2 separate regions of the Mus musculus genome follow, and region 2 is linked to region 1. The links are chromatin contacts, found by Hi-C or POLR2A ChIA-PET in ENCODE. All regions are on one chromosome and are shown on one strand. Each heading gives the region's core, a stretch centred on a gene start or an enhancer-like site at or near the end of the contact. The rest is flanking DNA. Distances are from core to core; before and after follow the strand shown. Region 1 holds the start of Lrrc47 (leucine rich repeat containing 47). Region 2 holds the start of Cep104 (centrosomal protein 104).

Evidence for each region. A loop is a pair of places that touch in the nucleus more often than their neighbours do. ChIA-PET counts read pairs that join two places held with the same protein, here RNA polymerase II (POLR2A).
Region 2: a map of heart shows a loop between it and region 1 (7-fold over the local background). The contact joins the promoter of Cep104 here to the promoter of Lrrc47 in region 1. A Hi-C loop is called at or near these places in 17 of 37 maps with a recorded cell type or tissue (T-helper 1 cell, T-helper 2 cell, adrenal gland and 5 more). POLR2A ChIA-PET finds 5 or more read pairs at or near these places in 3 of 5 experiments (Patski and embryonic stem cell).

The regions. Positions count from the first base shown.
Region 1 is chr4:154,010,304-154,014,499 of GRCm38, reverse strand. Lrrc47 (leucine rich repeat containing 47) reads right to left here and starts at 2,697. Exons shown (of 7, transcript NM_201226.1): 1 at 2,064-2,697. The coding sequence starts at 2,684. Gm31566 (a long non-coding RNA gene) reads left to right here and starts at 3,239. Exons shown (of 8, transcript XR_391010.4): 1 at 3,239-4,105.
Region 2 is chr4:153,974,103-153,978,316 of GRCm38, reverse strand. Cep104 (centrosomal protein 104) reads right to left here and starts at 2,756. Exons shown (of 22, transcript NM_177673.2): 1 at 2,720-2,756. It overlaps Dffb (DNA fragmentation factor, beta subunit), which reads left to right and starts at 3,236. Exons shown (of 7, transcript NM_007859.4): 1 at 3,236-3,450; 2 at 3,622-3,748. The coding sequence starts at 3,328.

The sequences.
Region 1 (4,196 bases), core at 1,448-3,947:
ATGCCACGCCCAACACCAGGTCTTCACAGATCCACTTCCACTGGAGGCAGAGCCTACCCTTTCAGGACCTATCTGGTTCCCAAGTAACTACTCTGAGGACCACTGTGACATTATCAGGAACCAAGTAAGGGGGGGCGGTGTCTGAGCCAGACTAGCAAACTTTCTTCCCAACCCTGTGAGGTCACCAGCCCAGAGGACCTAGCTCTCCAAAAGCATGACCGATGACATGGGCCTTATTTGACAGTAGGTCTGCAACAGCCTGTCTGTAATTCTGTGGATTCTGAGCTTCTGTACTCCCTTGAAGGACTTCTGTGAAAATGCCCTCCCTTGACTACAGTGGGATCAAAACACACTTGTCAAACACTGGGTTGAATGACATGCTTCTGCTCCCACTGTTAAGATGCAATCTACTGAAGACCTGGGGGAGAAATACGCAGAAGGGGGCAGCGGTGGGGCTGAGCCTCAGAAAGAGCCCTTAGGGAGGGGATCTTCCAGGGATACCATCTGACAAGGGCGGGTCAGAGCAGGAAGCAACAATCCCAATGCCAGTTGAGCATCTCCCTGGGGCCCTGTGAGGACAGCAGCAAAGGTGAAGAGTGAGTCGAAGAGAGGCAGGTGGGTCTTGCCACACAGAGACACAGGGTGAAGCGTCCTGGTGAGAAAGGTGATGCTTGCCCATGTTTACCCAGCCCTCAGTGCCTAGAGCGGCAACCTTGTCATGGGAGTGGGGCCAGGGTCCAAGGTGTGATGGGCAAGCACAGACGTGAAGCCTTTTGGGCCCTCCGGGGGGAGGGGGGGAGAGGCAATACCACCAAAAGGTGAAGCAGGGCGGATGTGCCAGCCTCCTCCCAGTGCCCACGGGACTGCTGTGCTTGGCCGGCTGTATGCCTTGCAGGGTATATACGCTCAACACCTTACATCAGAACTTCCAGGAGAACACAAACCCCAGCCAGTACAGTGACAACCAGGGCTGCCTCTGCTGGGAAAGGGATCACAGCATGGTGGTGAGGGCCAAGTGAGACACATGCAAGGGGCTTCAGTCTCAGAAACCACAGCACGTCAATGGCTGATACAAAGACATGCACCATATTGAACAGTCATCAGCCTTCTGGCAAACCAATATATCTACTACATAGGAAGGCAGAACAGTGTACAGCCTGTGTCATACCCAAGCCATGGGGACACCTGTAACATAGAGGGCCAAGGTACCTCAGGGAGTATCATCTTGTAGACTCGCTGGCCTATCTCTCCACACCCCCACCCCGAGAAAGCAAGAGCGAGAGCGAGGAGGGAGGGACAGGTGTCTTAATTAAACACACACACACACACACACACACACACACACACACGAATACTAGCAAGGTGAGCTCTGATCTCTCAAGAGCAAATTTCCTTGCCAATCCATCATTAGGAAAGGGCTGCATAAACTCAAGGATGAGAAGACACACAGGCTGGCGCTACCAAGAATACAAAGGGTAGGGGGTGTGATGGAGGGGGTGTGGTAGGGGAACTGACATGGCCAGATGACAGGACTGGACTGTGGAGATCCTAGAGTGGAGTCAGGTCAGGTTGTGGCTTTGCATCTTCTGCCTTCTCACCCCTCACTCAACACACAATGAGCACCTGGTGGGCGTCAGGCACAACGGGAGCCTGGGACCACAAAGAAGCCAATCTCTTACACAAGGCAGCCCCGAAGAAAACTCTAGGTGTGCTGTTGGCTTTGGGTAAGCACTTCGGCTCTCTATAAAACGGAAGCCATGATCCCGCCCACTGAAGGCTGTTGTTATGCGTGATTTTGTGCCTTGTCTGGACGCTCCGCCATTTGGAAACCCAATCAGTTACGCACACGCACACACGCGCGCCACACCTGGCTCTCTGCTCTTGAATTTCTTCCCACATGAGAAGTCTAACATTGATAGCAACTTTTAAACTGCCACACGTCCAGAGACCTCTGAGCTCGCAGGTCTGAGAACTGAGAGGAGACGGACCGGTTGCGGGGGCAAAGACATCCTCCAAGGAGGGACAGCAGGGCGCGCGTCTCCCTCCCCTCGGGTCCCACTGACCTTGAGCGAGGCAAGATGCGCGATGTCTGGGCTGAGCTCCCGCAGGCAGTTGTCGGCAGCTGCCAGCTCACTGAGCAGGGGCAGAGCTCCTGGCCGGAAGAGCTCGGGGGGAAAGGCGTCCAGGCGGTTGCCGGTGAGATTGAGGCTCTGCAGGCGAGGGGCGCAGCGCGCCAGGTCGGCGGGCAGCTCGCGCAGGCGGTTGCCGCTGAGGTTGAGGCTCTGCAGCTGCGGTAGTCCGGGGGGCTCGGCGGGGCCCAGGCCCTCGCCGGGCGGCAGCGTCTCCAACGCGTTGCCGGACAGGTCGAGGACGCGCAGCGCGGGCAGCGGCCCCAGCTCGGGGCTCAGGCCCGGCCCCAGCGCGTTGCGCCGCAGCACCAGGCTGTGCAGCTGCGGGAGGCCCTGCGCGAGGCCGGGCCCCGGCGCGCGCAGGCTGCCGCAGCCGCTCACCTCCAGGTAGTGCAGCAGCGGCAGCGTGAAGAGCCGCGGCGGAAGCCGCCCGCCCGCCGCCTTCACCCGCTCCTCCAGCCCGGGCCCGGTCAGCAGCAGCTCGCGCCGCCGCTCGCGCTCGGCCAGCTCCAGCTCCGGCCAGGCCTCGGACACGGCCATCGCCGCCGCCGCCATCGCGCCGCCCGTGCGCCGCTTCCGGAGTGCGGCGCCACACTTCCGGCGGGAGCCGGAAATGACCATAGAGAGAACACGCGCTCGCCAGAGAGTCTGGACGCAAGGGGTTTGTGGGACGGGTGTGTGGGGCGGCTCTGTTTTTAGCCTCAGCTTCACACTGGCTGTGTAGTGTGGCTGCGTGGAGTCCCACAGGTTAGGTGGTCACCTTTCCCACCCCCCAGATACCAACTAAAGACACGATTATTCTGGGGTTGTAGCTTAGTTAGTAGAGCGCTTGTTTGGCATACATGAAGCTCTGTTTGATTCCCAGCACAGTGTAAATGGGGCATGGTGGTGCACACACCTGTCATCCCAAGCGCTCAGCTGGTCGAGGGTTAAGGTTAAGGAAGGAATTCACTAGCCGGGCAGTGGTGCCTTTAATCCCAGCACTTGGGAGGCAGAGGCAAGTGGATTTCTGAGGCCAGCCTGGTCTACAGAGTGAGTTCCAGGACAGCCAGGGCTATACTGAGAAGCCCTGTCTCGAAAAACAAAACAAAACAAAACACAAACAAAGGAGCTTGACTTTATAGCAAGTTTGAGGTCAACCTGGGCGACTGAGACCATATTTAAAAAATAATAAAACAGGCAACAAGAAAGATTTAATTAATATGGTATACTGGAACAAGGGGGAAAAAAAGATAAAGGGCTCCAGAGCGCCCCCGTCCCCAGGTTTGTCTTCAAGGTACATAAGCCTTGGGACAGGCAACAAGAGGTAGTCCAGTTGGTAGAAACATGTCAGCCTAAGGCTCAATCCCCAGTACTGGGGGTTGGAGCAGTCCCGGGCCAGGGTGTGATCCAACCACCTTATGTTTTGGTTTTGTAAGGTAGTCGCAGAGGTTGAAGTTGTTTTATCTTCGGTCTTCCTTAGAAGACAGAGCTAACACGTTTCCATAGGTACTAATTAATGCTCCAGGATGAGGCCCTGTGGTTAGAAGTAATGGGCCAGGACAAACTCACTGCATTGCAACTGGAATGCACTTGGCATTAAGATAGTATAGAAGGCAGGCACATCTGTGGAGCCTGGATTATGATTAATAATCTTATTTGTGGCTTGCTAGGAACTATGCAGGAAAACCCAGCCAGGGTGACTGGGGGCAGGAGACACTTGTGGTGCTTATGGCTCAGGATGGCTGCAGTTATGTAGAGCATAACCCATGCAAATAGGAAGGCCCCACACACCATCACGGGTCTTTAAAAGAGAAGCAGGAGAGAAGGGAGCAGAAAGATGAACAGTGACAGCTTCAGACTGGAGTTGCTACAGAGACAGCCACAGAGATTTGGAAAAGACAAGCAAATGGATTCTCCGCCAGGAAGGAATGGACCTCATGCGTGTCTTAGCCTACGAAGACCTGTACCAGACCTCGGCGCAACAGGACTGTAAGGTGAAGCCTTTGTGGTGTGGGAAGCCAGTGGGAACTAACTTGCCAAGGCAGCATTGGGAAGTGCTGTTGTATATTCAGAAGCAATTATACT
Region 2 (4,214 bases), core at 1,507-4,006, 36 kb after region 1:
CAGGCTCCCAGATCCCTACAGTATGTGGAAAACCACCCAGAGAAGCCCAATAGAGCATCTTGCTGGGTCACCTCCCCTCCCCTTCCAGAATGGCACAAGTAGTTGTCATTTCCCCCCTGGATCTGGAAAATCAAGCTGGGCAAGGATGGGCTCTGGCCCTTAGTGGGGGCATGGGGCAGGCAGCAGGGACAGCCTCTCCTCCCCCCCCCCCCCAGTCCTAGTGAGGGAAGGCAAACACTGCTTATTCTAACGCAGAGACTGCTGCAAGCTAAGTTGCCAAGCTGAGGAGAGATATGGCCAAGCTTGAGGGAGCTTGAGGAAGAACAACCGGCTGAAAAATTCTTTCACTGTGACTTTTCAGGGAATGGCCCTGTATCCTACCTCTCACCCTTGTCATCTGGAGGATGTGATGCTGTGATCCTAGCTCACCCCTCTCATCTGGAGGTTGTGGTGCTGTGATGTCTGCTTTACTGCCCCCTGCTCTCCATGTTGAAAAACAATAGAGTGAGCTTGGCTATGGCAACTCTGTACTTCCCTCCAACCCTGGCTGGGGCCTGCTGGGGCAAGCTTTCCTAGGCTTGGACAGTCCATGAATCCCATACCCCTACACAGTGAGGTTTATGAATGGGAACATACGTATGTGTTGCCCAGAAGAAACTCAACCTCAGGACTATCTAGAGACCACAGCAAAGGAGATTTCTCCCCACAGAGGCTCCTAGCACTGGAATCCAGAGCTGCCGAGGCCAACAGCAGTGGAGGGCCTGCCCAAGTGGAGCTAACTTTGGGCGGCAGCACTGACAGAGAGCAGCAACACACAGGTCCTCAGATGTGATCATACTGAGAGCCCAAAGTGCTTATGGCCCCTTGGTTACTTCTTAGTTACCAAGCCAATCAAACACTTGCTAAGCAAGATGCTGAAGTAAACCATCAGAAGAAAAACCACTGCTCCTAACACGGAACAAAGAAGTCCATTGGAAGTTTCTTGGAATAAGATACAACATTGAAATACTCTATAGACTCTGACATCCAAACTATCCCACAGGAAATCCGGCTCATGTGAACACACTTGATGTGTAATCTAGATCTTTCTCTTCCACTGGATTTGAAAAGGACCATCCCAAGAATCAATGCCTGTCTGGCATTTGCTGGTGTTTTGGGGTATGTATGTATTAAATTATTAAGAGTTAGAATGGCAAGTCACTGTTAAAGATGCTACATGAGTTCCCTGTGGCTGTAACGGCAGCAGAGTAGAGGAGACTGACCCAGAAAATAGCGGAGAGCAGTGATAAGCATAGCTGGGTGACTTGGCATGCTTCTCCTTTAATCTGTGAGGCTACACTCCTAGTTCACACAGGTTCTGAACCCCGAGCTGATCTCCCTCAACCACCATCCTCCCCTTTAGCACAAGAGGGCAGCACGGTATGAAGGATTACTGGATTCCACCCTTCTTCCTTATCTCTATTCCAGATGGGTACAACTGCCCGTTCAACCTATGCTCCTGTCAAGACAAACATTCTTTAAATCCAACTTTGATCACCCCTCTCCAGGTCTTAATTTTAAAACCCTAGGCAGCCCCATTGTAGGAGTAGAAGTGCTAATTATGACCGGACACCTTGTTTCCCCAGTCTCCATTCTTGTCTTGGATTTTTTTTTTGTTTGTTTTTATTTTTGGGACAGAGTCTCTTATTTAGGCCTGACTGGCCTAGAACTTGTTATGTAGTCTAGACTGGCCTCAAACTCACAGAGATTCTCCTGCCTCTGCATCCCAAGTACTAGGATTAAAGGTATGTGACACTATGCCCGGTTATGACTTGAATTCTAGAGAATAGTCAAATCTAACGAACTTCTCCAGTGCCTTGACCAGACCCTGTGTCTTCAAGAGCCCGTGTCAGGTGTGGTAGTGCATGCCTTTGATCCCAGAACTTGGAGGATCTCGGAGTTTGAGGTCAGTATGGTCTATATGTAGTAGTTCTAGGGCTACACAGTGAGACAGTCTCAAAAAAAAAAAAAAAAAAACAAAAACCAAAAAACAAGCAAGCAAACAAACAAACAAACAAAAATCAGGTCTGTCTACCTCGTCTCTGTGGTGCATAGAACAGAATGTTAACAGCAGATACAAGTGTATGCCCAATAAAACTAAAACAAAGTACGGGTACTGAAGATCCCTGCAGGAGGGCTGTGGGGGCAGCGTGGCCAAAACACTGGGGCCTCAATAAGGACATCTACAAAATGTACATTTTCAGCCGATGCACTCACTGGAGCCCTTCCACCTCCTGTTCCTTCCCGCCTCACAAAGCCCACCACAGATCTGGATCTGTGCAATGCTGTGTTACTAGCTGGTTACCACAGGCGGCTGGTGTTCCAGCTGCCACTAGGGCAGCCACAGCCAGCAGTGTCAATTGACATTTACCCTAGCATTGCTTATAAACTAAGCCCCAACTCTTCTATTTTTGGTTATGAACTTACCCTGTCATCTTTCCAACCAGAAACCCGAACTCAATGTAGCAACTTCCAAACATTTTGTTACAAGGATATGAAAAGTGTTTCCAGTTTTCTTTTCAAGAAAACGTAAATGTTACAATATTAAGTAATGATCTGGGGCCAAGTAATTTTAAGGACTGAGAGTGCTTTAGAGAATCTTAACGCTTAAAAAGCACAACAAACCAAACCCAGCGAACAAACAAAACCCCCAAACGACACGGATCGAAGTGTAGCCTACCCGGAGCCAGAGCTACAGTCTTTAGTCTCGTGGCAACTGCTCCTGTTCAGTAACGCATGCAGACGAGGACAAGGCGGGGCTCGAATCCGATTCCGGACACGAAGGCTGAGATGCGCTGCAGGGAGGCCTGGAACAGGCACTGGCCGCGCAGTCCCTCCAAGGCCAGGTGTCAGGGAGCCTCCGCCCCGGGTGCCTGCCGAAGACCGAGGCCACGCAGGGTCACAGAGCGCCGCGGAAACGACCAGGCGGGGCCGCTGCGATGTCGGCCTCCGCTATCTTCGGAGGGGTCTCGGTCCAGCCGCCCCCACCCCGGGCCTCTGAGGAGGGCAGCAGAGGAGCAGCCCGGGCTGCCTCTGCCCAGGGCCCGGGCCGCAGCTGCGCTCCCATAGCAACCAGGCCGGCCCGCGCGGTACGCCTGCGCGTCCGCCCGCCGGCGCCTGCGTGCGCATCCAGGCCTCGAGGATTCTGGCTGGGGACAGGTCCTGCAGTCGGACGTTTCCGGTTGCACCTACCTACGTAGAGAAAAGAGTTCCGGGCCGCGTCTACGCACCACAGTTCCGGGCAGGAACGTTACAAGTCCAGTGTCGCTACGGTACCGCAGCCCTGCAATGTGCGCGGTGCTCCGCCAACCCAAATGCGTCAAGTTGCGAGCCCTACATAGCGCCTGCAAGTTCGGCGTGGCGGCCCGGAGCTGCCAGGAGCTGCTGCGTAAGGGCTGCGTCCGCTTCCAGGTGGGTCTTGCATTCCGGGCAAGCACTGCGCGGCGGGCACCTTGGCTTCCACCCCTACGATTTCCATCCTCTTGGGTGGGCTTGGACAGGCGCTAGGCTTCTACAGTACGCAGAGCTGGCTGTCTGGAAGCCAAGACTGTTGTGGGACAAGCTGATCTTCTTGTCCTCCAGCTCCCGATGCCCGGTTCCCGGCTGTGCCTGTACGAAGATGGCACGGAGGTGACGGACGACTGCTTCCCGGGCCTTCCCAACGACGCTGAGCTCCTATTGCTCACCGCTGGCGAGACCTGGCATGGCTGTGAGTAGGAACACTTTGGAGATGGGAGGGACCTACACGGTTTAAAGCCTCGTCGAGGGGCCCGGGCAGGAACCCAGAAGATCTGGTTAAAGGCTCTGAATGCCAAAAGCTTTTGCTGAAGAACTTTGATTTTAATTTTGAAACTGCCAAGGGCAAGGGAAGGATTGAGACTGGGGTCGGTGCTGCTGTGCTGTGCTGTGCTGTGCTGTGGTGTGCTGTGCTGTGCTGTGGTGTGCTGTGCTGTGCTGTGCTGTGCTGTGCTGTGCTGTGCTGTGGTGTGCTGTGCTGTGCTGTGGTGTGCTGTGCTGTGCTGTGCTGTGGTGTGCTGTGCTGTGCTGTGCTGTGCTGGGTTGGGCTGGGCTGGGCTGGGCAGGGCAGGGCAGGGCAGGGCAGGGCAGGGCAGGGCAGGGCAGGGCAGGGCAGGGCAGGTCTTGGTTCCATTCACTGTTGCTCCGGGCTGTACTTC